Linked DNA regions of Mus musculus: all the other regions are linked to region 4. A link is a loop called in an ENCODE intact Hi-C map of the cell type or tissue named here. Cell type or tissue: heart. All regions are shown on one strand. Links, peaks and the distances in the headings refer to the core of each region. The heading gives the core; the rest is flanking DNA. Region 1 overlaps Mdn1 (midasin AAA ATPase 1). Region 2 overlaps Mdn1 (midasin AAA ATPase 1). Region 3 has its middle 13 kb from the start of Gabrr1. Region 4 holds the start of Ankrd6 (ankyrin repeat domain 6). Region 5 holds the start of Lyrm2 (LYR motif containing 2). Region 6 holds the start of Mdn1 (midasin AAA ATPase 1). Region 7 overlaps Bach2 (BTB and CNC homology, basic leucine zipper transcription factor 2).

What was found. Peaks named below come from ENCODE experiments on the same cell type or tissue, not always from the same donor. Only the 100,000 strongest peaks of a DNase experiment are listed, where the experiment ranks them.
Region 1: a loop joins it to region 4, with 2.7 times the contacts of the local background. A loop is called at or near these places in 18 of 42 quality-filtered maps.
Region 2: it touches region 4 in a loop (3-fold over the local background); 26 of 42 quality-filtered maps call a loop at or near these places.
Region 3: a loop joins it to region 4, with 4 times the contacts of the local background. A loop is called at or near these places in 15 of 42 quality-filtered maps.
Region 5: it touches region 4 in a loop (8-fold over the local background); 10 of 42 quality-filtered maps call a loop at or near these places.
Region 6: a loop joins it to region 4, with 2.8 times the contacts of the local background. A loop is called at or near these places in 3 of 42 quality-filtered maps.
Region 7: it touches region 4 in a loop (5-fold over the local background); 5 of 42 quality-filtered maps call a loop at or near these places.

What each region holds. Positions count from the first base shown.
Region 1 is chr4:32,749,947-32,754,351 of GRCm38, forward strand. It overlaps Mdn1 (midasin AAA ATPase 1), which reads left to right. Exons shown (of 102, transcript NM_001081392.1): 79 at 1-89; 80 at 304-530; 81 at 967-1,122; 82 at 1,281-1,447; 83 at 2,085-2,246. Among named protein-coding and RNA genes, the nearest start is that of Lyrm2, 48 kb to the right of the region's middle. In heart, for the core only: no CTCF peak of the experiment used is centred there; no DNase peak of the experiment used is centred there.
Region 2 is chr4:32,768,201-32,772,605 of GRCm38, forward strand. Mdn1 (midasin AAA ATPase 1) reads left to right here. Exons shown (of 102, transcript NM_001081392.1): 97 at 453-627; 98 at 2,070-2,143; 99 at 2,678-2,792; 100 at 3,637-3,700. Among named protein-coding and RNA genes, the nearest start is that of Lyrm2, 30 kb to the right of the region's middle. In heart, for the core only: a CTCF peak has its summit at 2,262; no DNase peak of the experiment used is centred there.
Region 3 is chr4:33,117,340-33,121,744 of GRCm38, forward strand. No RefSeq gene overlaps it. Among named protein-coding and RNA genes, the nearest start is that of Gabrr1, 13 kb to the right of the region's middle. In heart, for the core only: a CTCF peak has its summit at 1,980 (motif pointing left); no DNase peak of the experiment used is centred there; H3K27me3 peaks cover 233 bases.
Region 4 is chr4:32,948,624-32,953,028 of GRCm38, forward strand. Ankrd6 (ankyrin repeat domain 6) reads right to left here and starts at 2,203. Exons shown (of 16, transcript NM_001012451.1): 1 at 2,124-2,203. In heart, for the core only: a CTCF peak has its summit at 2,337; a DNase peak (open chromatin) is centred at 2,198; H3K4me3 peaks cover 2,933 bases; H3K27ac peaks cover 1,159 bases; H3K27me3 peaks cover 353 bases.
Region 5 is chr4:32,797,579-32,801,983 of GRCm38, forward strand. It overlaps Lyrm2 (LYR motif containing 2), which reads left to right and starts at 2,681. Exons shown (of 3, transcript NM_175364.4): 1 at 2,681-2,757; 2 at 3,032-3,172; 3 at 3,565-4,405. The coding sequence starts at 2,713. The coding sequence ends at 3,645. In heart, for the core only: no CTCF peak of the experiment used is centred there; a DNase peak (open chromatin) is centred at 2,753; H3K4me3 peaks cover 1,962 bases; H3K27ac peaks cover 1,554 bases.
Region 6 is chr4:32,654,609-32,659,013 of GRCm38, forward strand. It overlaps Mdn1 (midasin AAA ATPase 1), which reads left to right and starts at 2,511. Exons shown (of 102, transcript NM_001081392.1): 1 at 2,511-2,744. The coding sequence starts at 2,643. In heart, for the core only: no CTCF peak of the experiment used is centred there; a DNase peak (open chromatin) is centred at 2,493; H3K4me3 peaks cover 2,214 bases; H3K27ac peaks cover 1,167 bases.
Region 7 is chr4:32,584,764-32,589,168 of GRCm38, forward strand. It overlaps Bach2 (BTB and CNC homology, basic leucine zipper transcription factor 2), which reads left to right. Exons shown (of 5, transcript NM_001109661.1): 5 at 1-1,345. Among named protein-coding and RNA genes, the nearest start is that of Bach2os, 15 kb to the left of the region's middle. In heart, for the core only: a CTCF peak has its summit at 2,031 (motif pointing right); no DNase peak of the experiment used is centred there.

The sequences.
Region 1 (4,405 bases), core at 226-4,225, 200 kb before region 4:
TTGACAGAGATGCTGAAAACTATTAAAACTATGAAGGCTGGTGTTGACAAAATTAGGCAGCAGTCTTGTGAGACCCTCTTTCATACATGGTAAGTGTGTCTGTCTTGACCATTTCTTGCTTGCACAGACTTATATCTTATACTAGAATCATGAAAAGAATAGTGCTTGATCCTGTCACTCAGCAAACCCATATTGTGCTTTGACATATATCTAACTGTAAACTTTGAGACATAGCATGTTTGCTGCTGTTAGAGGGAGAGGGGAATAGGTGTGGCTTTCAACATTGTGATATTTCTGTTGCAGGGAAGATTTTGAAGTTTGCTCTTCTGGGCTGAATTGCCTGTCCCAAGTGTCAGCTCATTTGCAAGGCCTAGCGTCCTTGTTCATTCTTCCAGGGATAGAGGTTGAACAAACAGATTCACGAATGGCCTTAGTTGAAAGCCTGGACTATCTAAGAGGAGAAGTCAGCAAAGCCATCGATGACTTCACTGCCTGGAAAGCACGTCTGTTCGTTGCACACAAGCAAGAGGGTGAGAACTTAGAATTAAGGCGATGGGATATCAAGTGCAGGTCTCTCTGTTGGAGGTTTGTGCCTTCCTTGGAGGAGCGGAGGCTCACTCGTCCATTGCAGTTTTCCTTGAGCTCAAATGCCTAAGGCCAATATGTGAAATAAACCGGGTGTTTGTACACTCCATCATAACTATTGTTGCTTTTTTTAAAAAACCTTTTTTTTTTTTTTTTTTTTTGGTAACAGTGATATAAAATGATAAGCTCTTAGGTTTATGCAGGCAAGGAAGCTGCTGGTTTTGTCCTTGGATCCAGCACAGATTGACATAGTGGATAGCAAATAATAGAACACTTTCCTTAAACAGCCATTTGGAAAGTAACACATGAGTATTACTCATGATCCAGAGACATTACAGGGAGTGAGAGCTAGGCTTGGCTATGTACCATGTTGTTTACTAGGAAACCAGATGGTGGAAGAAAGCTTTGTTGAAGACTTTTCAGAGCAAGTAGAAACTGCCATCCGGGCCATTCTCTGCACCATCCAGAACTTGGCAGAAAGAAACAATAAGAAAGCAGAAGACAGTGCTGTTGACAAGAGACTGCAAGAAGAGGATGGTATGTCTGAAAGTTGTGCAGAAATAACCTCAGTAGTTCTAACTTTTATAATTAAGTTAGGCTCTGGCTAACTAAAGACAGAGTTAGATACAGGCTGCATGAGGAGAGATCTGAGAAGTTAGTTTTGCTGCTTGTGTGTTTAGGGGGAAAAGAAGAAGAGGCAAGTTTTAAGAGCCTGCAGCCAGGACATCTAACAAAGCTCTTAGAGGACGACTTCTGGGCGAGTGTGAGCACTTTACACGTCCAGAAAATCATTTCTTCTGTCTCCGAGCTGTTGGAGAGGCTCAAGTCCTGCAGTGAGGATGGCAACACAACCAAGCACAAGGTAACCAGAGGTTCTTGGCAGAATGTCCTTCACCTCACTCCAAGTGAGGAGAGGGGACCCCCTAGCAGACCCAGTGCCTGCTAGCTCACTGGATTTGCTTTAGTCATTGATAAGCTCTGAAAAGACAGAACATTTGCTCTCGATAGGTGCAAAAGAGCTGGCCATCCAGAACACCTACTGTGTTGGACTCAGTTCGCACCCCATCCCATGCTCCTGGGTGTGAGCTCTATCAGTAAGAAGCGGTAGTCACACTGACTAGCCCAGAGAAGCGGCTCATTTTATTTCATTGCATCTAGTCCCAACTTTGGTATATTGGTAGAATTTACTTATAAATAGTTCTTTTTTTAAAAAAATGGTAGACTGAAGAGATAGCTAAGCAGTTAAGAGTAATAGTAATAATGCAAGATATCATAGTTCAGACTTGGGAGGCTGAAGCAAGAGAATCACCATTAGTCTAAGGCCAACCAGAGCTCCTTGGTGAGCTTCAGGACAGCCTGAGCTACACAGTAACATACAGCCTCAGAAGAGGTGGTGGTGGCCGTGGCGGTGGCAGCGGTAGCAGATCTAGTTCTAAAGCATCTCGTCTCTCCAAAGGGAGGGCCTCTTAAGCACAGTGATTGGCATTTGTTTGTCTCAGGTCTTCAGCCAGTCCTGTGGCTTGCTAGTGCGCCTGATACCCATCCTGTGTGGCTTCTCAGACCTTGTCCTCTTCTTCCTGACCGTATCGCTGGCCACTCACCGGAGCACGGCAAAGCTGCTCTCTGTGCTTGCCCAGACCTTTACAGAGCTCTCCCAGAAGGTAAGGACTGTCAGTGTGGAATGCCATGGAACCGCACACAGACATTTCACTTCTTCCAGGGCTTGCTGGGCTTTTATGATAGACTCAGAAATAGCAGCAGGTGCTCTGTCCCTTGTGGGTTTAGGGCTTGTTCTAGAACCTGATTGCCAAACAGGTTTCCAGTAAGATCTTAAAGCTAGCAAATCCCATCTTGACCAAAGGGACAATCTAAAGGCTGCTGCCTTCTCTTAAATTAGCCTTTCTCCCTGTCTTCTTGAACTCTCAGATTATGATTAAATGATAAAAGGGCTGCTGGTGCTAAAGAGGAAAAAGTTGTTCTTTCATTAAGGTACATATGCTGCTGTGGAAAGCAGCATGCCTGTAGCTTGTGGACCCGCCTTTGCTTCAGAGTTGGTGAACTCTAGCAGACGTGGTGCAGTGTAGAAAGTACAGATCTTGGACTCAAGTTGGACACTGTCCCAACTTGAGTCCCAGACTCTACTTCTGATATTTTTACAAGCAACACCATCACATGACTTTAAAAGGTTTTCTTTGATTTCTTCCTTAGTATTCTGAGATCTTTTTCAACTAAGTACAATATAAATGACGTAGAAAACAGAATAGGAGTCTGGACTTGTAAACACTTAAACATTTTTAGTCTCTAAAGTCCTAAACTTAGAGAGTGGGAAGCTATCCCGAGGTCTCAGATCCAGAAGATAAGTGTGTGTGTCTTTTGAGTGATGGCTTGGTCTTCAGGTTTGCCCATCTTCTTTCTTGATACTTCTTGAAGAAAACTGTGCAAAGGATAACGAAAACATAAGGTACAGTGGTAGAGGTGCCGTCTCTGTGTCTGCTAACGGGCCTTGGCCTGAGCTCCATAGTGGCATGGCAGCATGGTGGCTGTCCACATTAGAGCTACCTAGTGGTGTGTTCTGCAAAGGGAATCCCACTCCTATGTGGACACATTCATCTGCCTATAGCTGAACACCTCTTAAAATAACAAGTCTGACAGGTGAAAGGACTTGCCACCAAGCCTGACAGCCTAATTTTAAGTCTTGAAACCCATGTGGTTGAAGAGGGAAACCAACTCACATTTCCCCACTCATGCATCATGACATATACACAACTACCTTCATACACACACACACACACACACACACACAGAAATAAATGAATGTTAGAAAATAATGATAGTGTAGTTAAGTAGGAAAATACTTAAGCATTTCCAGCTAGCTTTCTAAAACTGTACACACCTTGAAAGTGAGTGCCGGGAGCTGGAGAGATGGCTCAGCGGTTAAGAGCACCAACTGCTCTTCCGGACGTCCTGAGTTCAAATCCCAGCAACCACATGGTGGCTCACTACCATCTGTAATGAGATCGGATGCCCTCATCTGGTACATCTGAAGACAGCTACAGTGTCCTCGCATATAATAAATAAATCTTTAAAAAAAAAAAAAAAAAGAAAGTGAGTGCCGAGTGTCTGAATCATCCAGCCTTTCTGAATGGTGCTGACCTTTGGTGTGGATGTGACACAGGACTTCAGTAGTAGGTTTAGATTTTAATGAAAGCACTGAGTTTAGGTGCTGGAGAAATAGATCAGCTGTTAAGAGCACTGGCTACTCTTCCAGAGGTCTTCCAGAGTTCAATTCTCAGCAACCACATGGTAGCTCGCAACCGTCTGTAATGGGTTCCAATGCCCAATTCTGATGTGAATAAAGACAGCTACAGTGAATTCATATCCATAAAATAAGCAAATAAATATTTTTTTAAGCACTGAGTTTCTAGGAAGTGGCTTCATTGTAGCACAGTCATGGTGGTGGTGTTCTTGGGCCTCTCCTCTGATAATTAGTAACTTCAGTTTTTAGTACATTTTTATCCTTGGCCTGACCGATAGCATGTTTTCTGTTAAATACAATTTCTTATTAAGAGGCGTTACTCTCAGTGTTTGTTTTCAAGCTTCTTTCCAGAGGAATCAGTTTTGTTACTTGTGACTGTGACTGAGCCTGTCTCTGTTCATAGATGTGCTCAGCCCTCTCCAGAGTAACCATTCTACCTATCCTGATGCTATATTTCATTCAGGTTTTTGTCTTGGCAATGTAGCATAACTGTGTACCAGATGTCTACAAAGTTAGAGTCTTACTTAAAATCTCAAAACTGTGAAACTGCATGATCCCTGCCAG
Region 2 (4,405 bases), core at 131-4,130, 180 kb before region 4:
CGCGCGTGTGTGTGAGATGAGGAAGTACTACATGAAGGTGGCTTACATTCTGCTGTGTGGGAACAGCCACAGATGTGGTACTGTTTCCTGTGCTTATGGCGTGTTACTCAACTAGGGTCAGAACCACAACGATTTGGTCAGAGTCGTGGTTGAGAACAGAAAAGGGAAAGCATATGAGGCTTTGTGTATTTAATACAGAAAAAATTACTCTGTAATTCTGTAGATGTGTTTTAGCTATTCTGGAAAAGCTTAGTTATTACAGTCAGATCTGAGGTGCTCTGGCTGACAGAAGGTGCTAATTACAGTCTGCATTGGATGTCATCATTTTGCCAGGAATAGTTTCCTGACCCTGGCTTTTAATTAATTATTAAGTTTTTAATAATGTGATTTTGTCTTAAAATTCTGAGGCATGAGCCTGTGTTCATCTTTGCTCCCATTGGTTCCTGTAACAGAGGAGACTATCGAACAGGGAAACGACTGAACATGCGGAAGATCATTCCATACATTGCCAGTCAGTTTCGAAAAGACAGGATTTGGCTTCGTAGGACCAAGCCCAGTAAACGGCAGTATCAGATTTGTCTGGCTATCGATGACTCCTCAAGCATGGTAGACAACCACACCAAGCAGGTAAGGGGAGAAGCAGCAGGCTCGGGTCCTCGGGCTGGCTCAGTAGAGCTGGCAGGAAGGATTGATGGCTCCATCCAGAAAGGGGGTTTAACATTGCATGTCATGGCATTCCTGAAACTGGTTTCTAGGGGGTGCTGGGTTTTTTTTTTTTTTTACAGTGATTTTTATTTGGCATAAGCCAGCAGCTGACCTCTCCTGGAAGAGGCTAGAATGCGCCCTGAGTCCAGTTCACATTCCATCTCCCCATAACTTTGGACAGCTTATTTATTGTCAGTTTCACTTTTTTTTTTTTTTTTTTTTTTTTTGTTTTTTCGAGACAGGGTTTCTCTGTATAGCCCTGGCTGTCTTGAAACTCATTTTGTAGACCAGGCTGGCCTCAAACTCAGAAATCCACCTGCCTCTGCCTCCCAAGTGCTGGGATTAAAGGTGTACGCCACCACACCCGGCTTTCACTTTCTTTTAAAAAAAAAAAAAAAGAGGATTATAACAGTACTTACCTCAGTGATGAAGACTAAATTAAATATAAATTAAATATAAAATACCTAGGTTAATGCTTTTTTTAAACCAATTTGTTCTAAAACTGCTGTCATTTATGCAAATGGTAGTAAAAATTTTCTTATAATTTTCTCACAGTTCAGCATGCCCCTCATATGTGGGCACTATGTTGGGTTGATTTACTGATATAGATGATAAAAGAATTGTTTAAATCAATTCTGACCCAGAAATTGGAAAGTATTAAAAAATGAAGAGGAATTTGTTTTTAAAACCAAGTTTGTGGTTTTGTTTTTTGGTTTGGGGGGTTGGTTGTTTGTTTTTCATTGCATTCATTCCCTTGTCTTTTCTACAGACAGCCTAATAATACTGATAGACTTGTTTAAAGACAGAGGTTTGATCTGAGGAATGAAAAAATCTAAGAAAATTATCTCATTTACAAAGGCTAATTAGAGATCTTGTCCAGTTTTTCATTTGTCATGTCTTTAATGTTCTGTCTCTGTGTAAAACTTTAGAATTGACTACTTTGACTTTTAAATCTCTTGAGGTTCTTTGTGAAGTTGACTGGAGATCAGAAATTGGAATAGTTCTGGTAATAAAATTTGTAACTCAAGTTTTCTAGTCTGACTCTACCACATGAGAGTTAGCTCACGCTCTTTTAATTTTAGTTACATATTAAAGATTTTATGTGGGCTCTGCGGTGGAAAGAAAGGAAAATTGGCTTTTCTGGAACAGATTTCTCAGTACCACTATTGTTACATACATAGTATGTGGAGAAAACCATTCCTGTATTGCTCTCGGGTTCAAGCAGCTAAACACAGGAGAGGGTCCAAGAAGACTCCAGCCTGCGTCGGTTGTATGACATACAAATATAATGTTTTCTGGGAAGTTGTGAAGCAAACTGATTTAGGGGAGTTTTGAGTCCTTAAACTCTTCTTTGGTTTTTATAGCTTGCATTTGAGTCTTTGGCCGTGATTGGTAACGCTCTAACCCTCCTAGAAGTGGGTCAGATTGCAGTGTGCAGGTAAGGTTGCCTTTTACAAGGTTTTTTATTTTGTTTTGTTGTTTGTTTTTGTTGTGTTTTTTACTTCATGTGTATGGATGTTTTGCCTTTGTGTGTCTGTGTACCACATGCGTGCAATACCCTTGGAAGCCAAAGGAGGCATTAGATCCCTAGAAATGGAACTGTAGGTAATGTGAGCCACCAGTGAGTGGTAGGGTCCAAGCCTAGGTTCTCTGAATGAGAGGCTCGTAGCTGCTGAAGCCTCCTCTCCACGCCCACATACCACCTTTGGTTTTTGTTTGATTGTTTCTTCAGGCAGGGTTCCTCTGTGTGACCTTGGCTGTCCCGGAACTTGCTTTGGAGACCAGACTGATCTCTAACTCAGAGATCTGCCTGCCTCTGCCTCCTGAGTCCTGGGGTTAAAGACATGGGTCACCACACCCACCCTAGCTCTAACGTTGCCTTCTAATCACAGTAGGGAAATCCTGTTCCCAACCTTGAACTGTTTTGATCACATGACTGAAGAAATGGTGTTGTCTCCTTTTTCTTTCCAAGCTTTGGAGAGTCAGTAAAGCTGTTGCACCCATTCCACGAGCAGTTTAATGATTCTTCAGGGACTCATATTCTGCGGCTCTGCACGTTCCAGCAAAGGAAGACTAAGATTGCTCAGGTATCCTGATGAAGTCAGGATTTGTTTTGCACTGATTCTAAAGCTGATAGTAAGAGACATTAATCTTTAGAACCTCCTGGGTGCATTCTAGAATTAGGACAGGCAGCATAACAAGACACAGTAGTTACTTCAGCCTAAATGTTACTAGGACAGTTTCCTTGGCATCCCTGTGACTCCTTTTTCTCAGTTCCTCAAAGATCATTGACTTTAGCACAGTTGAGCAGCTTGAAACATTTGGGGGGAAAAAAGTTAATTGCCTGGTATCCTAATGGTCAGGTAGGTGGGCCCAGTTGCTCATTAAGCCTAGAGACAAAGCTTTGAGTAGTAAAGCTAGAGATTTCGGAACAAGATGGAATGACAGCCTTTCTGTTCTTAGTTCTTGCTGTCTTAATCAAAAGAATTATTAACTTGAAAGAAGGAAACTGTTTTGTTGATGGCTGTCCATATAATTGTCTTGTCTTCCTTGAGAGTGTTCTGTAGAACACTGATAGAGCCACTAGCCAGTGACACTCCTGTCTGTCCTTAAGCGTGTCAGTGTGAGTGGAAAATGCTGCACAGGAGGTCGGCAGCCATGGGAATCTCTTGTCATTATGAAAGGGGAGCTTGGGCTGGTGAGATGGCTCAGTGGGTAAGAGCACTGACTGCTCTTCTGAAGGTCCAGAGTTCAAATCCCAGCAACCACATGGTGGCTCACAACCATCTGTAACAAGATCTGATTCCTCTTCTGGAGTGTCTGAAGACAGCTACAATGTACTTACATATAATAATAAATAAATCTTTAAAAAAAAAAAGAAAAGAAAGGGGAGCTTAAGTAGTTGTATTAATTTGTGCTGGTTCTGTTTAGTTTCTAGAAACTGTAGCCAAAATGTTTGCAGCTGCCCAGAAGTTATCCCAGAACGTCAGTCCAGGTGAGCTACTTGCAGTTTCTTTTATTTCTCTGTGCTATCTTATGTTTTTAGTTTGCGAGTGAATATATATGTGTTCATGAATGTGTGCAGATGCATGTGTGTGTGGAAGCATGAGGTTGGCTTTGGAAGTCTTCCTTGGCTACTCTACTTTATTTGTTCATTTATTTTTTGAGAAAGAAAGGGTCTTTCACTGAACCAGGAACTCACAGCAAGGCTGGCCATCAAACCCCAGGTTTCTTCTGCCTCCCGCTCTCCAACCCTGGGATTATAGGCATGTGTTGTCACACTTAACTTTTATGTGGGTGCTGGCAATCCTAAGTCAGGCCTTCCTGCTGCATAGGAAGCAATTTATCAATGAGCCATCTTCTGAGTCCCTCTAACCCCCGTCACCTTGAAAACATATTCTCTATAGGAAAAAAACAGAAAGATGGAGTTCTGTCATTGATTGAATTCTTTATTCATTATTTATTCTGAAATTCATGCTGAACTCATTTTTTAGAGCTTATAGTTGATAGTCACTAGTTACAAATTAGAACATATTTATATGCTAGATTAAGCTCAGAGTTGGATAGGACGGAATAAGGTGTATGCAATTAAGGATAAAGTTCGCGATCATTGTAGAACATAATCCAGAAATGAGCTCATGTAACTATGATTGCTTTCGGGCCTGAGATATGACAGTTATCTAGCCCTGATTCTGTCCTG
Region 3 (4,405 bases), core at 206-4,205, 170 kb after region 4:
CATGAGCGTGCAATCATGTGATGACGTAGGGCTGTCCAGCGCAGATGACCCACTTGGAGATAAGATATTTCCCTGTTTTTGTGGTTGTCCCCAGGCTGTTCTTTGGAGAGGATTTTATGATCTTGTTCTGGATTTTGTGGTCGGTTTTTAGAGCTGGTGTCTTATGACCTAGTTTCTGGGACTCACGGTCTATTCCTGAAGTTGGTGCCTTAAGGCCTTTTTTGAAATCAGGTCTGGTACTCAAAATGGGAGAAAATGGGGTCTTTAAATGGGGACAAATGGGGCTTATATTGTCCTCTCAATACCTTTAATCTGGGCACTTGGGATGCCGAGGTGGGTGGGTCTCTGTGGTTATGAGGTCAGCCTGGTTCATCCTCTGGAACTGGAGTTACAGGCAGTTGTGTGCGCCACCACGTAAGTGCTAGGAACTGAACCTGGGTCACCTGAAAGAGTTGTAGCAGTAGTTACTCTTAACTGGTGAGCCATCTCTCTAGCCTAGTCTACACATGAGTCCCCAGCCAGTGAGTACAGCCAGGGTTACAAGTGAGACCCTGCCTCACCCTCAAACAAAGAAATAAACCAGCACAGGTTGGAGTGACCTTTCTTCACATTGTTTTAAGATGTGTCTCTGTATTTTCAGTTGTTAATTCTGTACTGGCTGAGAGCTAAGTGCTGGCAGGGCTTTGGTATTGTCATTTCTTTGGCCCATTACTGGGTTTTCTATTTGTAAATGCTTGTTCTTCCACACCTACCCCAAAGATGAAGGTCAAACAGCCCTCACTGCCTAAAGGCAATCCCAAGAGATGGACCCGGCCTTGTCTTATGGTTGACTAGTCATAATAAAGATCTGACAGCCAATAGCTGGGGCAGAAAGAATGGGCAGAACTTCTGGGCAGGCAGAGGCAGGAAACTAGAAGGAAACAGACGGGAGAGTGGGATGGATCAGGGAAGTGAAGAGATGGCCTGTGATGGGGACACAGTGCCGGGAAGTCAGGTTAAGTTAAAAGCTAGCTGCGACTCTGTCCCAGCAAGGCCTGAAGATTTAAACTATCTAGAACTCTTCTGACTTATTTAAAAGGTAAGTAGGTCCGTGAAAACACCGCAATATTTAGCACACCAATGTGGGGCACAAAATCCAAACTTAGGCACTCGATTCAGGCTTAGGCCACGAGTTCCAGACACAGGAGCCAGACGAGAGAATCCAGGCACAAGAGTGTGGAGCCATGGCGACTGCAAAAGCCTAGGAGAGACCAAGAGAAGGAGATGGTGCAGCTCAGGCAACTGCCCCTTCTGGTCTGGCCGGTTGCTGGCGCCTCAGGTGGGCATAGGTCACCTGGCCGCTGCAGTTTCTCCGGCCAGCTGCTGCTGCAAGTGCAGTGGGTGGAGACCACAGGCTCCCAGGCAGGACCTAACACATCCCTGAGCCCCGTACCTGGAGCTGCACCTTTCTAGAAAGAAACAAAGGCTGAAGATCTCAGAATCAGTAATGCATGTTCGGAACGGGCAATTTGCAGAGGACAGAGTTTAAAGAAACTTAAGTACAGAAATAATTATCAAAGATTGAAAGTGGTAAAAGAGAAGTAATTGGAAATATTTTGTAAGTGTGCATAAACACTGAAAATAGGAAACTATAGACCGTCAAAGAAAGAAATACTAAGTTTAAATATAATAAAGTGAAGTCTCTGAAGGAAGAGTAGGGAAGGAGTTAAAAATAAATGGAAAACACTGTCAGAGGGTGTTTGGACCCTGTATAGGTTTGTTTTAATTATAAACATAGATCTAATTATGTGTTTGGTAATAATTGCAGTTTTTTATGTCCGTTCTAAGAAAGATAAAAGTAAAGTAGAATTAAATAAGGAAAGAACTGAGAGATGGAATGCTAGATTAAAAGCAATAAAACAGAAATTAGAGGATTTTTCAAATCAGAAAAAGAATTGTCTTGCTAGGTCTGAGAAATCCAATCGAAAGCCTATGCTGCCACCTAGTGGTGATATTTCAGGGTGGCAGTCTAGTCCCATTAGAAGACCAACAACGATTTTTTTCTTTTTTCTCTTCTCTTCTCTTCTCTTCTCTTCTCTTCTCTTCTCTTCTCTTCTCTTCTCTTCTCTTCTCTTCTCTTCTCTTCTCTTCTCTTCTCTTCTCTTCTCTTCTCTTCTCTTCTCTTCTTTCTCTTTCTTTCTTTCTTTCTTTCTTTCTTTCTTTCTTTCTTTCTTTTTTCTTTCTCTTTCAACTACAATAAGACAGCTCCAGGTGAGAGAAACATACAAGGCTGTGAAGATTTTGGATAGAAGCCCATAGAGATGCTAGATCTAAAAAGATTTAAAGAGGCAATGGTAGCTTATGGCATACAATCACCTTATGTGAAACAGATGCTTAATAACTGGCCCATGCAAAATGGTATAATTCCAAAAGATTGGAAAGATTTCATGTCAGCCATCTTACGACCTGGCCCTCAACTACAATGGTTGATACGGTGGAGAGAAGAGCTATGGAGCAATGCAATAGGACTCGAGAGGCATTAACATTGCCAGGAATCAGTTGCTAGGTGAAGGTTAGTGTGCTGGGTAAAGAATTAACTCAGCAGATTATGTTCAATGATGCCACCTTAGAGCAGTGTTGTACAGTAGCTTTAAATGTTTGGGACAAGGATGAACAATGGGGAAAGTGGTCTGACTTATTTACAGAAACGTATTTACCCAGGGCTCAGAAGAATCTTTCACTGACTGATTTATTTTATATGTGTACACTGTTGCTCTCTGCAGACACATCAGTAGAGGGCATCAGATCCCATTACAGATGGTTGTGAGCCACCATGTGGTTGCTGGGAATTGAACTCAGGACCTCTGGAAAAGCAGCCAGTGCTCTTAATCACTGAGCCATCTCTTCAGCCCCAGGCTAGACGTTGTCCCCAGGCCTCAAACCCTGACTCCATTCTTGTCTGCCACTCCCAGAGGCACCTGGATGTCCAAGAGTCTGAGAATCCCATGACCCTGGCCTCATCGCAGGCCTGGAGACCCCTGAACCAACTCAGACTTTCCAGCATCTCAGACTGTGCTTTCCTGCCCCAGGAGGGCGTCTCCGCGCTTCCCTACAGCCCAGGGTCGGGTAAGCTTGGTCAAACTTTCCACATTCTGCCTCCCCAAGCAGCCATGCCCAGCGGAGGATCCACCTAAAATAAGGGGTTTCATTGTGACTTTCCTACACATTCATAACACGTTTTGATCATATTCCTGCTCCATCACCCTTGCCCCCATCTCCTGGCTCTCTTGCTCTTCCTAAAATCTCTCTCACACTTTCATGTTTTCTTTTTAAAATCTAGATTCCTTATCACGTGGCAATTGTCCTTCTGAGTTTGTCTCATTTCGCTCAACTTGATCTCTAGTTCCACCCCCTTTCCTGAAAACCACGTGGTTTCATTCTTACTTATGGCTGAGTTACTATATGTGTGCATGTGTGTAGTTGTGTGCCAGGCTATCCAGTTGTGATGCACTGATGGGAGTTTAAGCTGACTGCGTATGGAATTCCACATGCCTGATTCCACTAGAACCTCTTGGTGTCGTGTGGCTACTGTGGATAGTGCCGCAATACATATGGGTGTTCAGGCATCTCTGCTGTGTGATAACTTTGTCTCCTTCCATGACATATCAGCGTGAGTTGGTGGACCATATGACTCAGTAGAGAGGCTCAAAAACAAAAGCCTTCTGAGCTCTTGTAATTGCAGAAAACAGCCAGGGCCCAACACAGAAAGGGTTCTATAACAAGCCTCTCTCCTCTCATTTCTGGGAGGGGAGCCTCCTGGTGGAAGAAGAGGCCTTATTATAAAATCTCCGCAGATGCTATGAGCCTGTCCTTCATGTAGACGCATCTTCAAGCTGACTGATTCAGTCTGGCTTCTCTCAGCTTCTCACTGAGTTGCTCTGCTTGGCTTCATATTAACTCTGGCAATTTGTTCTAATCTTCTGGCTCCTTCTCATTCTCTGGCTTATTCTATCTTCACCTGTGTCTAGCATGTTCTTTCTCTATAACCTGTCTGTCCCAGTAAAACTGCCTTCTTCCTTCTTTTCTCTCTCTCTTAAGTAGCTTCCCTCTCCTCTCTCTTCTGAGAGTCAGGCATATCCTATTCTGTCAAATCTTTCCCTTATTTGTCACTGTGTCTGCCACTCAATTACGGCAGAAGAGTACAGGTTACATTAGTATTTCTGTCCTCCCCAAGACCTCAAGGCATGTGCAATTAGGGCAGAATTACATCCAGCTGACTAGGAAGGATGGCCGGATACTCAGGAAAGGGACTTAAGAGGGAAGGTAAGCAGTCAGTTGCCCAACTATGATAATCTTTTGCCAGCCGGCCCAGCAGAATTCCAGAAAATGGTGCCAGTCACTTGGAGGAGGTCCTGAATGACAAGGT
Region 4 (4,405 bases), core at 191-4,190:
AAAAAAAAAACAAAACCTTTTCCCTGAGACACAGGGTCACAAATTACTGTTTTCCAAATTCTTAGGGACTCAAGCAAGCTTTTAAAATTAAAGCCTCTAAGTGAGGGGAAGACACAGTTCTCTACACAGACTGAACACGCCCGAGTCCACCACAGGGAAACCACGGTCTCCCGCTCAAACTGTAAGCTTTCCCTGGCTTCCGCTTTCCTCTTGATATCCTGCTTTTAACTCGAGAATGCTCTAAATTGTTGTGGAAATGTGAAGCAAAGGGGGAATTAAGACGACACGCAGAGCAGTGATTTGATAGGGGTGGGGATGGTAACTGAAGGGTTCCTCGGCTGGGTAATGGGGTACTTGTGCCTGCTAGCTATTCTTGTATTCCATCTCTCTGAGCAAGAGTTCACAGAAGGCACCAGAATCTGTCTGGGTGGAGCAGAGGACTTTGGGAATTAGCTGTGTGCCACGTTGCTAAGCTGAGTTATAGCACAAGCTATTGGGCTTTCATATGGAAGATATCGGCTTTGGAAACACGGATGGGCTAAGGAGAATGCGAAGGTTAACATTTGGTCCTAGCTACCAAGGTCAAACAAGGAGTTAACAAACAAGGCTGGGTGTTTTGTTTTGAGGGCAGAATTTTGCTGTGTATCCCAGGCTAGCCTCAAACTAATGACCCTGCCTCAGCCTCCAGAGGGCTGGAATTACAGGCATGGACCCCCAGCCTGGCATTTTTATAATTTATTTATTCTAGCTGATGTGCATTGGTGTTTTGCATGCATGGCTGTGTGAGGGTGTTGGGTTCACTAGAACTGGAGTTGCAGATATTTGTGAAGTTGTGGGCTGCCACGTGGGTGCTGAGAACTGGCCCTGGGTCCCCTGGAAGAGATGCCAATGCTCTTAACTGCTGAGCCATCTCTCCAGCCCCTTGGGCTAGCATTTTTATTGTGATGGTTTTGATTTTAAAAATCAGCTTTGGTTAGACTTCTCAACAATTTATAACTAACTGTTGTCTGGTGTCCAATTTTCCCTCATTTTTTTTCTCAGACTGCTCCTTCCCTCAAGCTGAGAGGGCAGAAACCCCTCCTAATTGTAATATGAATTCCTAGTTTATTTATGTTGTGTGTGTGTGTATGAACCTCAGCCCATGAAGAGGTCAGAGGACACCACGACTGGTGAGAGAGTCAGTTCCACCTTGTCACACCTTCTGCGAATCAAACTCCAATTGTCTGGTGGCAAGAGTCTGCCAGATGAGCCATCCTCTGGCCATTGTATTCTCAGGATAAAACAAAACAAAACTTACTCACCATATGCTAAGTATACAATCAGGGTAACAAAGGAAGTTAATTATCCCAACTACTCACGTAACAGATATTTTAAAGATGAGAAACCGTTAGTCAGTATCAATCTGAACACTTGGGACAACCTCGCACCTGGGTGTGATTGGTCACTGTCCAAGTTCTTTCCATTACATTCAATCAGTATCAATTTAATACACATGGCTACCACCAGCCAAGAGCCTCGCCTCACAGGAACGATGCCCGCCATAAAGCCTGATGTCAACTTCAAGGTTATGTATGATGCTTTCAGTTCACAGCTCTAACTATTAAGGCTTGAAGACGTGGGTTTTCCAGTCGCACACCTAACTGGTGGTTTCACAACTCAGTCTCATGCCATCAAAGTGGTAAACACACACACACACCTTACCACCACGTGAATTCTCTCAATGCACTTCGGGGGAAACGTTCTTGGCCAGCTTCACAAAGTACAACTCCTTTTGGATCAGCCATAATGATCCCCCTTCTCTCCAGCTCCCCAAATCTACAGGAAGCGATACATTTCAATGCCCTAGGCAAGTAAGAGAATCCTGAGCCCGAAAGGCGGCGCACAAGGCCCTAAGGCCCCGCGGGACCAGCCGTGCTCCAAACGACCGTGGGAACTGCCCTTGCCCTGGGCTGCGGAAGAGTTTGCAGGGCAAGCACTTCCCCACACGCGCGACGTCGAGAGCGCCCGGAGCCAGACGGCCACTAAGGAGCGCGCCCCTGCCAGCGACGCCCCCTCCCAGTGTCCCCATGAGCGCTCCTGGAGGATTACTAGCACTCGCAGGAGCCGGCGACTATGCCCAGTACCTTTCGCTCCCGCGCCGGCCGGCCGCTCCGCACGGAGCTCGCGGGCCGCTGCGCTCCTTGCCCGCAGCCGCTCGCCCCACGCTCCACCGCGCGTGGCCTGGATGCCTGAGGGCCCCGCCGGCCCCGCCCCATACTCCACGCCACGCCCCTCGGGCCACGCCCCACCCGGCTGTCCGCAGGGCTACAGCGCCCCGCAGCGGCCGCTGGTCATTGCACACGATCCTCCCGAACCGCACATCCCGGAGGTGCGGGGTGGCTCCCACTGGGACCCACGAGCAGCGGGAGGACACCCGCGCTGAGGGCTGTTTCCTCAGCGGCATCGGGCACCAGGCGCACCAATTGGATGGACTGAGCGGAGAACCCTCCAGCCCTCCACCTGTGGCCGGCTTTCTGGAGCCGATGGAAACCGAGGAAGCTGCTGCAAAGAGAGGGTCGGGCATCCTCTCTCCCGCTGCTGCCTGGTGAAGGACCAGCAGGGACATCAGTCCTCACCCGCGGGTTCCAAGTACGCCTTACATACTGTTGTCTTGACTGTTTTTGTCTCTCACTGCCACAGCTACTTTTTCAGTACCTAAAAGAGCTCCCCGGGCAGCATAAACTAGGGGGTTACACTCCAACAAATGTCTGCAACATCTGGCCTATGTGAGCCTGCCTCAAGAAGAAAAGAAAAAGAACAACTTACTGAGCGATTTAGGAGTGTGGTAAGCCTGGAGCCTAATGTAAACAAAAGGTTACTTCAAAGAATGTGTTTATTTCAAATTCATAGCAGTCCCAATGACCAGGCTCAGATAATCAATGCTATTTCCAGCCTTATATGAATGCCATTCTACTCAAGAAAAATCTCATGGGGTTGGCTGCTCAGGACTTAGTGGGTAAAGTGCGCTCTGATGAAGCATGAGAACCCAAATTCAAATCCCTCAGCACCGATATACATATAAATGCAAGCAAGAAAGTTAACACACATACATGCACACATGCAGGCATGCATGCGCGCGCATGTGCATGCTCTCTCTCTCTCTCTCACGCACGCGCACACGCACACGCGCACACGCACACACACACACACACGATCTGATGACAAATGAGTGATGGAACCTTTTGCTCACAGAGGTGGAGAGGTCAGCAGGTAGAACGGTGAACATGACGCTTCGATCTTACCTGAGGCTGGTGATAAATTTACGGTGAAGCGATTTTTTTTTTTCACACCCTCTCTGGAATATAGCTGGGTTTCAAGGAGAGAACCTCCTTTTCCTTAGAGTATCTGTTTCCTTTTGCCTCCTGAAAGCTTCAAACAGGAGACACTCCAAAACCCCCTCCCCGCCCACCCTAGAAGAGAGTTAAGCACTTGATCCTCCGAAACTATTTGGGAATGCTCCCCCACTCTGCGCCCCCTACCACCCTCGCCGCCACCACCACCACCACCCACCACCCACCCCCAACCCCCGTCCGCCGTTCCCTCCCAGTCTCAGCAGCTGTTTTATTTAGCAAAGTGTGAAAACTCTTCTGGGAGAAATTTGTTTTCAATCTTGTCACTCCCAACCTGAAACTGTTAGGAGAGGCGCCTGTCCTGTCCCTACCCACTAAGAGCTCCAGGTTGCTCTGCGAGCAGGTCTCAACTAAACTCCAGAGCTCCCGACGTAAAGTATGTAAACGTGACATTTCAAAGTAATTATTTCTCTTTTATCCACAGTGAGAAATCCTCTCCCCTCCCTAAGGATTGACACGCAGTTAACAGTTGAGTGGGGGGAGGGGTTCTTCAGTGTTGTAACTCTCATGAAGGAACCATGATTCCTCCTGTAAACAGTCTCAGTGAAATTCATTGGATGGGTCGTTAAAATTTGAAAAATAAAAAGGAAAGAAATGAAAGAGGAGAAGGGGCTGGGTGAAAAATGGAGCAGCTCAGTGGAAGCAAATTGGACGAGAAAAAAACAAAAAACAAACAAAAGATCCAAAAACAACAACAACAACAACCTCCGCAAAACCACACACACAAAAAAAAATCCCGCCATCCTGCAAGATCCGTGAGTTCCCCTGGGAGCTGACTAGTCTGCATTTGTACCCAGACTTTGATTAATGGGAATTCCAGGCAGTGCCTGGGCTGTCGTGGAGATCTTATCTCCAAGGAGCCACAGTTTAGATGAACCAATGAAAAGAAACTCCTAAATCTCCCTGGATTTGAGGAAGGTCCCCAGCCCGCAGCTCCATTCTTGCTCCTTTGGAAGGAACAGCTGGCAGCCAGGCTTCTCTAACTGCCCTCCCACCCACCTTAGTTACTTTCCTAT
Region 5 (4,405 bases), core at 259-4,258, 150 kb before region 4:
CAGCCTTGATCTTTAACTGTTAATCTATAACTGAACTTCCTTGTAACTTTTGAGAACCCAGCTCTGGTACTTTTTCATGCCTTGCAAAATGGCGTTACTGCAGCTAGCTTGCTAAGCCTTATGGTGGGGTCTTTCATTGGTAGAGAGACCACCACCACCTGAGAAGACCGAGACTGTGAAGGCCCACCCAGAGCAGTCGCATCTTCCAGAGACTTACAGGGACTGGCTCTCCAACTCTGCTCTGGCTACAAAGCTGGAATCCAGTTGGGCTCACCCATCTGAAACTAAGCAGAGATGTGGAGTTGGAAATCATGATGTTCCTTCCCCCATTTAGACCCATGGTCATATTGGTCACTCATGGTCCTATGGGGCTAGCCCCAATGGCTGTATCTAAAAGTAATAGCTTTCTAAAAAATTATCTGATTTATTCATGAAGTTACTCCTAACTATGCATCTAAATGTCAGTTGGCTCTTACAAATAATAACTCTTTTTTTTTTTTTTTGGCGGGGGGTGGGGGTGGGGGTGGGGGGTTGAGACAGGGTTTCTCTGTATAGCCCTGGCTGTCCTGGAACTCACTTTGTAGACCAGGCTGGCCTCAAACTCAGAAATCCGCCTGCCTCTGCCTCCCGAAAATGATAACTTTTTAAAGCCTTTTTTAAAAAATTTATTTTATGAGTACACTGCCATTCTTTTCAGAAACATCATAAGAGGGCATCAGATGTCATTACAGACCATTCTGAGTCACCATGTGGTTGCTGGGAATTGAACTCAGGACCTTCGGAAGAGCAGTCAGTGCTCTTAACTGCTGAGCCATCTCTCCAGCCCCAGTCCTTGTATCCTCCTTGTAGGTCTAAGGATTCTGAAGAACCAGTACCTGCTCCCTCTGAGAAATCAAATATTTAAAAGCCACTAAAAAGGGGCTGGAGAGATGGCTCAGCGTTTAAGAGCACTGACTGCTCTTCCAAAGGTCCTGAGTTCAAATCCCAGCAACCACATGGTGACTTCCAACCATCTGTAATGGGATCCGATGCCCTCTTCTGGTGTGTCTGAAGATGACTACAGTGTACTCATATATATAAAATAAACACATTTTAAAAAATAAAATTAAAATAAAAGTCACTAAAAGAAGTGAGAAATGAAGTGACTAAGGTAATGTCTTTTTGTCCCGATCTTACCCTGCTTTGTGTTGGCTCAGGCACATATTTAGTCCCTTAAACCCCTTGAATCGTCACATCCATTATGGCAACACATTTGGGACTTTCCATGGCCTCAGATACATAATCAAAATATCTTCTGGTTGTGTAGTCAAAACAAATACTACCATATTCCTGACTTACACCTGACAATGATGGCATTGCGTCTTTTGTCTTTAAAAAGACTGTACGCTGAGCTTTGGCGCTGAGAGTTATTTGAGGCAAGAACCTACTCTCAGTCAATTAAGTAACACTGCATTGACCTTCAAAGCTTTCCTACTCAAAGTATAAATCTTTGAGACAGGGAGTATATATCTATATGACAACATTGCCTGTGGCTAACATGAGTGTAGAGAAAAGAATGTACAAAATACCTGTTCTCGGTGCCCAATTTAGACCCAGCACTAATTATGAATCTTATAAATATCCCCAGGTGATGTGGAAATTAGCTCAGTGCCTTTCCAAGGGTCATAGAAAATATCCTAACAAGAAACTACTGGATCTGCCAGAACAACAACATAAAAAGCAAAATTTATAGCTTGATACCTGGCCGAGATAAAACAAGACTGATCGAATTATTTAGACAATAAAAGACCCTGCATTCAAAAAGATTACTACAATGACCTGAGAAAGTCATGAATTATTTAATAAATGATCTTGAATTTTTAGTCTAGTGGCTGGAAAAGAACTTAGATCCATAGTGTGTCATAAATGAAAATAACTTACGTGGAGTAAATATAAAACTGATCATAATAATACACTTTTACAACAGCTGTGAGTAGAAGACAATATTGTAAAGTCTCAAAAGAAACAAATATGTTAGCCGGGCATGGTGGCGCACGCCTTTAATCCCAGCACTTGGGAGGCAGAGGCAGGCGGATTTCTGAGTTTGAGGTCAGCCTGGTCTACAGAGCGAGTTCCAGGACAGCCAGGGCTACACAGAGAAACCCTGTCTCGAAAAACCAAAAAAAGAAACAAATATGTTAATGTAGAGTTAAAGCTCTCTATATAAAGAAATTATCCAAGGGCCATTGAAATGGCTCAGACATTAAAGGTGCTTTGCCCCAAACCTGATGATACAGGTTTGATCCCCAACGTCCCATGTTAGAGAAAAATTGAAAAACCAAAACAAAACACGAGAAGCAGATTCAATAACCTGACTTCTGGGTATGTGATGTGGGGGACAAAAACAAAAAAGCGAGAGGGCACACGAGTAGGGAAAGCGCACGGAGTCGCAACGATCGAGGCGACCTGCGTGCTGTAGGATAAAGTGTAGAGAAAAAGAGAAGCTTCCAGGATGCAAACGGAATTTGCCAGCATAATGGCGGTCTTCTCAGTTATACACAGCAAGGGTGCTCAAAAGGCACACATTTTCTCCCCTCCCGTAAAAGCGACCGAGCTCCTGGGTTCTCCGCGGAAAACCCAGGACTCGCGCATCCGTCTCCTCCTTCCGCTTCCGTGACCAGGGTGCCCGAGGGCCACTTCCGCTCCTGAGCCGCAGCAGCTTCCGTGGGCAACATGGCGGCATCCCGCTTGCCTCCCGCAGCCCTGACGCTGAAGCAGGTACTGCTGATCTCTCAGCCCCGCGGAGGTGTCCTGTGTGGTCGCGCTCCCCCTGCGACCTGGCTCGCCGCGGCCACCGCGGGCCTCGGCCGACAGCCTCAGCCTCCCGAGGGCGGAGCTGCTAGGCGTGCCCCGCCCTCGCAAGCCGCCCGCCCGCCGGTCCGCAAGGATTCTCTCTTGTTCTGTTTGCTAGCGAGGACCAAAGGGCTATTTCTGCTTGCTGAGTGGAGCCGGCTGGTTTGTGGTAACTTGTCTTTCTCCTTCCCTTGAGCAGTTCATGAGAAGGCAGCAAGTTCTCCTCCTCTACAGAAAGATTTTGCGAGCGATTAGGCAAGTTCCAAGTGATTCTGACCGAAAATACCTTCAGGATTGGGCCAGGGAAGAATTTAAAAGAAACAAAAGTGCCACAGAAGAGGTGAGAGCAAGACCACGCTGGGGCCACGGCTCCTTTGTCCCATTGTATCACTGAGCTTGTGAAGTTTAGCGAACACCTTGGAATATGCCACAGAGAATTTGCTCACTGCCCACTGGGTATTTTACATTTGTTTTGCAGCACATCTGGCTTTGTATTGTGTAGCCTAGCGTCCAGCTTTCCACTTCACACTACTGTTTTTTTTTGGGGGGGGGGGGTGGATGGGGGGAGTGCCTTTTGGTGACAGGATTGAATGTAGTGCCTTGGGCATTGGTAAGCCCACAGCTACAACCTGTAACAGCCACTGTTGGTTCTTGACTGTACCAGATACAATAATAGAACTTTGCCGTGGTTAAGCTGGTAAAACAATGACTAGATTGTCCTTTCCTCCACAGGATACAATCCGAATGATGATAACCCAAGGCAATATGCAGCTAAAGGAACTAGAAAGGACGCTTGCCTTAGCCAACTCGTAACTGGAAGATTTTTCATGTGTTTTGCACAGGCTCCGAGCCACTGTCATAGAGCACCCAAAAAGGTGATAATCACTCTGATCAAGAATATAAGTGAAGCGTGTTAATATTTCCACTACAGTCCGTGGCTGTAATAATTAAACGTGAACTAATGTCAAGATGAGAGGTTGGAATCCTCAATTGCTCAGAGGGAAGGTGAAATGGCAGCCCCTTTGAAAAACAGACGACTAGTTAGCAATTCTTAGAAAGGCAATGAGGACAGGGCTGGTAAAGATAGCTCCTCATGAAGACTCTTGCTGCCAAGGACAGAAGTTTGGTCCCTGTGACACTCATATCGTGGAAAAAAAAAAAAAACCACTCCAGAAAGTTGCCCTCCGACCTCCACACAGGCACTGTGGCACACAAACCAAAATGAGTGTATGTTGTGATGTGATCACAAGCTGTTACAAAGTCAGATGCAGGACTGGCAGTGTACTGCCCTAGAAAAGTGATTCTCTTGCTGTGGGTCATGACCCCTTTGGGGCCAAACAACTCTTTCACGGGGGTCTAGTATTAGGTATTTATGATTCATAACAGCAATATTACAGTTATGAAGTAACAAAATTTTTACAGTTGTGGGTCACCATAAAATTAGAGCTGTATTAAAGGGTCACAGCATTAGGAAGGTTAAGAACTGGCTAGAAACAGCGCTAGATCTTGCTTGAATAACCTGCTTTGTCCTTCAGAGTTCTGAAGTGACTTTCTTCAGGTGTGACATGGTTTG
Region 6 (4,405 bases), core at 246-4,245, 290 kb before region 4:
CATGCTTTTAATCCCAGTTCTTGGGAGGCAAAGCCAGGCAGATCTCTGATTTGAAAGCCAGTCTGGTCTACAGAATTAGTTCCAGGACAGCAAGGCTACACAAAGAAACCCTATCTCAAGAAACCAAAAGAGCAAAAGCATGGCTACTTGTGACTGCCTATAATTGCAGTTCCAGGGGATCCAGGCCCCTTCCTGGCATCTATGGGCTTCTGCATGGTTGTGCACCTAAAAAATGCAGGTCCACACATACACCTTGTGATGGACACTTTCAATCCTAACATTTGAGAGGCAGAGGCAATCTAAATGTGGGCCTAGTCTCTTGTATATATCAGGTTCCAGGACAACCATGGATATATAGTGAGATCCTGTCTCAAAAGAAAAAGAGAGACAGAGAAAGAATAGAGGGACTCCAGACATGACTCAGTAGTTAAGAACTTGGATCCTCTGATTGTTAAATGCTCTTAACAACTAATGCATTTCCCACCCTCCCCCCAATGAATCTTTTTAAAAAGAAAGTAAAATTAAAGAATGAGTAAGCTGAAAAATCAGGTCAAGAAACTCCCAAAAGGAACCCAAAAGGAAAGCATATTTAAGAAATATAGAGGACAGAAATAGATGTCGGGCAGTGGTGGCACATGCCTTTAATCTCAGCACTTGGGAGGCAGAGGCAGGTGGATTTCTGGGTTCAAGGCCAGCCTGGTCTACAGAGTGAGTTCCAGGACAGTTAGGGCTACGTAGAGAAACCCTGTCTCCCTCCCACAAAAAAAAAAAAAAAAAAAAAAAAAAAAAAGAAAAGAAAAGAAAAGAAAGAAAGAAAGTAAAGGAAAGAAATGTGCTGATACTGAAATAATAGACAAAAAAGTTTAAATAGAAATAAACCCACATGGTACCAAATGAGAGACTACATCTAGATATGTGCTGATATCTAAAGACAGTAAGAAAACATCTTAAAAGTTTGTAAAGTACTAGAATAACTTTTTGAACCAAATTTTCCTTGATACAAAGTATTAAAATACAATTGCCTTTCTAAAGTGAAATCATAGGTATGCAGCTGTAGTCATTAAGTAAACTAAGATAAACGCTATACAATAAAGAGAAACGTCAATGGTGCAAGTGTACGAGTGTACACTCCTGAATCCCCTGTTTCATCGAGCATCAAAAACCATCAATCTTAGTTCTTTTCTCTTCTTTTCTGTTTTTTTGAGATAGGGTTTCTCTGTGTAACCCCGGCTGTCCTGGAACTCACTCTGTAGACCAGACTGGTCTTGAACTCAGAAATCTGCCTGCCTCTGCCTTCCAAGTGCTGGGATTAAAGGCATACACCACTGGCCGGCTAGTCCTTTTCTTGTACTTTATTCTGTATCCATATCCTCTGCATCTGATTGGATCCCTGGATTTTATTTCATTTTTGGTGTGACACTTTCCACAATATACCAATCTGCTGCTGCTCTGGGGGTTGAATGCCTTTCTGGGTGTTCATTGTTAGTGCCTCCACAGCTGGAAGAAGCTTCCTTTCTCTGCACTTAGAGTAAACTTTTATCCAAGTTCTTTGGGTGGGTTTCAGAGATTGAAATCAGTTTGCCAGACTTAGGGGAAAGCATCTTTTAACTGCTGAGTCATCTAGTCAGTTCTCACCACCAAAAAGCAAAGCAGCCAGGTGTTAAAGTCACGCCTTCAATCCCAGCCCTGGGGAGGCAGAGGCAGGCGGATCTCTGAGGTCAGAGGCCTGCCCTGTCTACAGAGCAAGTTCCAGGACAGCCAGGGTTACAAAGAAATCCTATCTCAAAAAAACAAAACAAAACAAAAACTGGTGTGTGTGTTGTGTGCCACATGTATGTATGTATGTATGCCACAGAGGCCAGAAGAGGGCGTTTTATCTCATAGAGATGGAGTTACAAATGGTTGTAAGCTGCACTATGCTGGTAATGGGCTTCTTTATTGTCAATCCCTCTCAATATATTTTGTTTGACATCATTATAGGTTTAACTTGTTCGTGACCTTCATCTTAACAATTCTAACTTTGTGCACTCCGCAGCCTTTCTGGAATCATTATTACTACGGGGAGTATGCGCGAAGTGTGTGAAGGCCCACACGTGCCATGGTGTAAAATAGAGGTCACAAATCAAACTCTGGGCATCAGGCTTGCATTACAAGAGCTTTTAGCCGACTAAGGCATCTCACTAACTCCTACTCTTTTTTTAATTAAGCAATTATTTCCAGGATTTGTAAGAATACTTCAGGGCCATTTTTCTCAAAAGGTCACTCTTTTTATGGGCAACAATCTTGGACAGCGAATCCGCTTATCTTTCACACAGGACCTGTGTTGATACAGAGTAAGTCACTGTGCGCTTAGGTCGCACGCGCCGGCAGCTCCTCGTTTGGCGACGCGAATTTCACTCTCAGAAGGATCAGTCAACCGGCTAACCTCAAAAGCTACTTCCGCTTCCCTTCCTACTAGCAGTGGCGCGGCAGTGACGCATTTCCGCCCACGGGGGCGTGGCAGTAGTCGCGCCGCCGCGGGTTGATGACGCAACGTGAATTCCTTCACCACGTGTGTGTCTGCTTGCCGGCTTTCGGGGGTCTTCTTGCCGTCGTGGGTTTTCGGCCGTCACCCCGCGGCCCCGTGGCCGCGGCCGGAGACTATGGAGCACCTCTCTGTGGAGCTGGTATCCGGGCCGCTGCGGCTAATCGCCGCCAAGAACGAGAAGAGCAGCGGCGAGCTGAACAGGTTCCTGGCCAAGTCGGTGAGCGTGGGCGAAGGGAGGCGGGCCCGGGTCGCGGAGCGCCGAGTCCCGGGAAAGGGCCTTTGTTTTTCGGGGTCAGCTTCCATTTCCTCGCCCCCTGCCCGGCGCTCAGGCCCTGGTGGAGTTCATGCCCTTCAGGAATCGGCGCGGTTGGTTTTTCTGCGAGGCTGCTTCTGTCCGCCTCCCCACCCCCCAGACACGTGCTTTTCCTTCCCTTTCCCCACCCCTCGGATGCTTTTAAGGATGCTTTTCTTTACTTTGACCCTTTGGCCCACTGACGAACATCCATAGTATTTTTTCTGGGCGTCTCAATACACCACTGAGGAGACGCAAAAATCTTGTCTCTACACCCGGGGAGTTCGCGTCTTCTTCGGTGACCGTTCATAACAAACAGCTGAAGGTTTTAACAAGACAGTTAAATTGGGAGATGAAAGACTTTTTAAATTTTATTTTTTTTATTTTTATTTTTTTTACCAAATGAGTCATGTGTTTTCAAGAGCTTTGCCGTATTGGCTTTTGCCTGAGTTGAGCATCCTTACTAGACAAGTTTTCACTTTGCGTTTTAATTTCTTTCTAAGTTTCCTTACCTGCTCTGTCTGTAAGCTTGAGTCAAGAGAGACGTGATTTTAATTTTGTAAAACTCTCAGCCAAGAGTGCATAAAGTACATACACACTCCATTGTTTTAGCAGTCAACAGCAGTGTAGCCCATCCAGTGGTTCGCAACCTGTGGGTCGCCTAAGACCAGCATATTTACATTACGATTCATAACAGTAGCAAAATTACAGTTATGAGTTAGCAACGAAAATAATTTTATGATTTGGGGTTACCACAAAATGAGGAACTGTATTGAAGGATTGTAGCATTAGGAAGGTTGAAAGTCACTGTTGTAGATGAATGAACCTGAGCCATTTGCAGCATTGTAGAATTCGCCAGAGAAAATTCTGAGAGTTTTTCCCGAGGTGTTGAACCTACTTTCTGTCACTGAATTACACCCTTAGCCAAAAGGCATCTTGTTTGTTTTTTCCTTTTGAGATAACATCTCTATTATGTAGCTCTGTATGTCTCCGAGTTCACTGTGTAGACCAGGTTGGCCTCTACATAGACTGCTAGGATTCAAGGCAGGTGTCAAGACCAGCTTGGCTCAAAAGGCTTTTCTGATACTAAATTGAATGTGAAAAACCAAACCTAGTGGGATACATCTCCTGGATGTCTGTCCTGTGTGGCTCCCTTATCAAAATTGCTGTAGGTGGACTCAGCATGAATAGGCACTCTAGAGAGAAAATGGTTTTTTTGTTTGTTTTGGTTTTGGTTTTAAGAGACAGGGTTTCTCTGTGTAGCCCTGGCTGCCCTGGAACTCACTCTGTAGACCAGGCTGGCCTCGAACTCAGAAATCTGCCTGCCTCTGCCTCCTAAGTGCTGGGATTAAAGGTGTGCACCACCACCGCCCAGCAAAACTTTACTTTTTGAGACAAGATTACCCGTAGTCCAACCTGGCCTCCAATTTGCTGTATATCTAAGGATGACCTTGAGTTCCTCATTATTCTGCATCTGTTTTCCAAGCACTGATTTCGGGCTGTTACCATGGGCTTAGTTTCAAAATCTATATGCGTTGTCACTGCAACTGTGATGCCTCCTCTACTTTGACTATTGTCTACATTTA
Region 7 (4,405 bases), core at 142-4,141, 360 kb before region 4:
GCTGTAGCATAGGATATATTTGTGCATAAGTAGTGTGTGCAAATAGTACTTGTACATTGAAGAGACTCGTCATAGCAGATCAAAGGTAAATTATTCAAATGATGGTGCAAAAACATTACTTGCAAAGTAATTGTATAGTATTTTCCTACACTCCACCCTGGGAGATCATATTTATAACAAGTGAATTATTAGTGCATTTTAATTGTAATAGGAAATGATGCTGCCATTTCGTGGAGAATATCCCACTTGGTCGCAGAGGCCCAACTTTTATAGCTTTGGTTTAATGTTGTGGCATGGTGTATGCGTTTCTCTCTCAAGCAATGGATAAACTCTTGGCTGTCATTTTCATTCCAGTTTATTGACCTCAGATAAAACAATGGCTATTCATGGAAGTGTATTCAAGACCACTCATTTCAGGTAGACTCACATTCAGTGCCAAACGCTCCCATGGAAATGATCAGACACCTATATCAGAAAAGAGTGAAGGGACTTGAACAAAAATATATATATATATGGGTTTTCCTAAAGATGGGTGCTAAACTTCTACCAAACATGTCTCTAGGGACAAAGAGTTGGCCTCCACTCGGGTCATAACAGTGTATTTTGGCTGTGGCAACGCTGGGATGCCCATTCACACTCTGACACAAGAGCCTGGCACTTGTCACAAATTATCAGGAAGATTGCAGATGCGTTTGGGAGCCTCGGGTACTCGTTAGACACGGTGAGCCATTCAAGGCAAGAGGGCCTGTGAGAGTTTGTTCCAGAACCAGTCTGATGCAAGTGCACCTCCAATCTATGCCTTACGAACTCCAGAGGCCATATGCAAAACAGGGTCTTCTCAGTGTATGCAAGGGGCTGCGGCCCCTCCTCTCCTCCCCAGCTGAACAATACGGACAGTTTTCACACATATCTACCTGTATAACCCTCCGTACCTCTCATAACTGGTCAACGACTGTAACAGGTTACATCAGGTGTTTTTCTACATACTTTTTACACAGATTCTATGCGATTAATGTAACTTAATTCAGCGCATCATTGTACAAGTTCTTACGCTTGGCCTTATTTTTTTCCTAAGTGATTGTGGTTTTTCTTGTGGTTTTTTCTTGTGGTTTTTCTTGTAAAGATATTGAGATGGCTGTTGATGCTTATTCTCTGTAACTAAGAATTTTTACCTTTTTGGGAAAAAGCATTGCTATGGATTAATGAATTGAGACTTCATTTACTCGTTGTAAATACACTATTGTGCAAAAAAAAAAAAGTTTCATTCAATTGAATTGCTAGTGTTTACTGAATTTTGTCTAGACGCCATTTCTGTTGATGAAATAAAGGCCTATCATTCTACATGGTCAAAGCTCCCCAATCCTTGCGTCACACTGCGGCACAGACAGCCTCGAGCAATGCTTCTCTACAGACATTAGCTTGGACCCTTCCCTGCTCCCTGGTTAATCTGATTAGAAATCTGAAGAATTGAACCATGCTGGTTTTAATCTTAAGTTTTTAAACAAAATCCCCGTTGCACATGAGATTAGATATCAAATATTAGAGCCATTTCCAGTTTCAATATTCCACTGTAGCTATGCAGCTTGTTGCCGTGGGTAAAGAACATTGTGTTTTTAACCATAGATGGATCTACAGCTACAAAAGAAGAGATGACGAAATAGATAAAAGGCCAGGTGTAGTGGCACATGCCTAGGTCCAGTTACTCCAGAGGCTGAAGCAGGCTCACATGAACATACAGGATTACAACCAGGGTGGGAACCTAGTGTAACTGCCATCAACAACTTAGGCGAAAGTAAAGAGAGTATAACACCAAACCACTATCATGTGAGATGAGTTACAAGGGACAGAAGCTGAGTGTTGTGGTCAGGGGCAAAAAAAAAAAAAAAAAAAAAAACCTTAAGCTAGAAAGATGTGTTCAGTAGCCAGTGTCTTCCGTTTCTATGGAGTGGGAAATGGACATACCACATTGTGGGTAGACTAAATGTGAATAACACCGAGCTCATGCTGCAAGGAAAGAGACGGGAACTACCAGCAGAGGGCAGGCATGCTCCACCGTGAGTAACGGAGGTACCTGATACCTATGTAATCCTAGGTCCCGCAAGTAATGTCCCATCCGCCACAATTTCTATCATAGGTCCCTAATGAGTTAAGGAGGGCTTCCTCGTGTGCTGTAAGCTGCACTAAATCATCATGGTCAGATCGTTTTAAATTTAAGAAGCAGACTACCTTTGCTTAATATTTCAGTCTTTTCTGGGGGAAACTTGGTCATGGAGAGCTGGCAGCCATCTTCATCTCCGTCCTTAGCCATTTGCTTCTGTGGCAGAATAAACCTTGCCAATTGCTCCATCCTACAGAAGTTCCCAAGCTTTGCTGTGCCCCTTCTCTGCCTCAAATGTGCTTCTCCATGTAATTCACATCTGATTCTAGACATAATGAAAATGCCCTCCTCCATCGGGTCCTGTGGCGATTCTTACTGCGTTTTTGTTGTTGTTGTTTTTAAGATTTATTTATTTACCTTCTTATTTGCTTATTTATTTATTTATATGAGTACACTGTAGCTGTCTTCAGACCCACCAGAAGAGGGCATCGGATCCCATTACAGGTGGTGTGAGCCACCATGTGGTAGCTGGGAATTGAACTCTGGACTTCTGGAAGAGTAGTCAGTGCTCTTAACCACTGAGCCATCTCTCCAACATCTGGAAATAAAGTTCTTTAAAACCCCATTTAGAATGTCTGACCCAAGACCCTTCCCCTGGAAAGGATGCATAACCAAGGTTCTAGTTGAGCTTTTTGTTAAGAGCAGCTGATGATGGCGTCCTGGGCAGGAATAGGCTCCTATAATCCTCCACCAAGTGAGCCCCTTTACCTTCCTGTTGTTAGTAAGCATGATACACTCAAACCCAGAGAGAGAAAGCCACACCTTTCCGTAAGCAAGCATCCTTCCCTTCAGTTCCCTCAATAGCATTTCACTTCCTGTCTCATGCACCTCATACTCTGCAGATCCTGACACAGAATTACCACAGAGCAGCCTCGCCAGCCAGCAAGATGTCTTGCTTGTCCCCATGGCTAGTTTTGACGCTTACCACACAAAGATGTGTGCCTCTCTAAAGCACTGAGCCTTGACCCAAAGCAGTGGCTGGAACCCTCCTGACACCGGTGCAGGGGTTCACTGGATGTACTGTGCTTCTCACTGGGCACTTAAACTCTGTCTTTAATTTGTACAGCGAAATCCCTGTAAAGGAGGTCTCATAATCAACCTGCTAACCTGATAGGACAATGGAAAAAGGATATGGAACTGGAAGTGGTGGGTAAGGTATTGCCGGTGCCTAGGGTTTCTACTGTTTTGATCAGACACCATGACCAGAGAAAGCTGGGAGGGAGAGGGTTCGCTTTGCTCACACTTCCACACCACAGTCCATCATTGCAGGAACTCAAGGCAGGAACCTGGAGGCAGCAGCTCCTGCAGAAGTCAAGGAGTGCTGTTTCCTGGCTTGCTCCTCAAGGCTTTCCCAGCCTGCTTCCCTATAGCACTCAGAACCACCAAGCCCAGGGGCAACCCAGCCCACAGTAAGCTAGGCCCCTCCCACATCAATCATCAATCAAGAAAATATGCCACAAGCTTGCCCACAGGCCAGTCTGGCAGAGGCATTTTCTCAACTGAGGTTTCCTCTTTCACTTTGACTCTAACTTGCGTCAAACTGACATGAAACTAGTCAGCACGGTATGGATATATAAGCATGTTAGTTCAACCAATACTACGCAACACACCGTGCATCCTGCCTTAGGAGTGCATAAACCGGGGCTGGAGAGATGGCTCAGAGGTTAAGAGCACTGACTGCTCTTCCGAAGGTCCTGAGTTCAATTCCCAGCAACCACATGGTTGCTCATAATGAGATCTGACCCCCTCTTCTGGTGTGTCTGGATACAGCTACAGTGTACTTACATATAATAAAATAAATAAAGCTTAAAAAAAAAGAGTGCACAAACCTTATCCTTAAAGCGTTCACAAGCTGGTTAAGCAGGGTTGTATAATAAATCAATCATCATTTTTTCCAGGGCTTCTAACTCTCACAGAGGACAGAGCATGGCTCCCTGGGGGATCCTGACCCTTACATAGCCTTGTCTGGGTTTGGACCAATTAACATTTCATCTTGGGGGACCTTTAGCTGTGGAGGACATTACTTAACCTTTTTGAACCCTTTAATCTGATTGAAAACATGGAGATGAACCAGAATGACTTTACAGTTACATGAGGGGGAAGGAATGAGCCTTGAGGACCAGGCATGGAATATATACTTTAAAAGGTTGGGCTTGGGATAGTAGTGCTCAGTGGCTTAAATCACTGGCTGCTCTTTCTAAGGACTCTGTTTCTATTCCCACATCCATATGGTGACTCACAGCCATC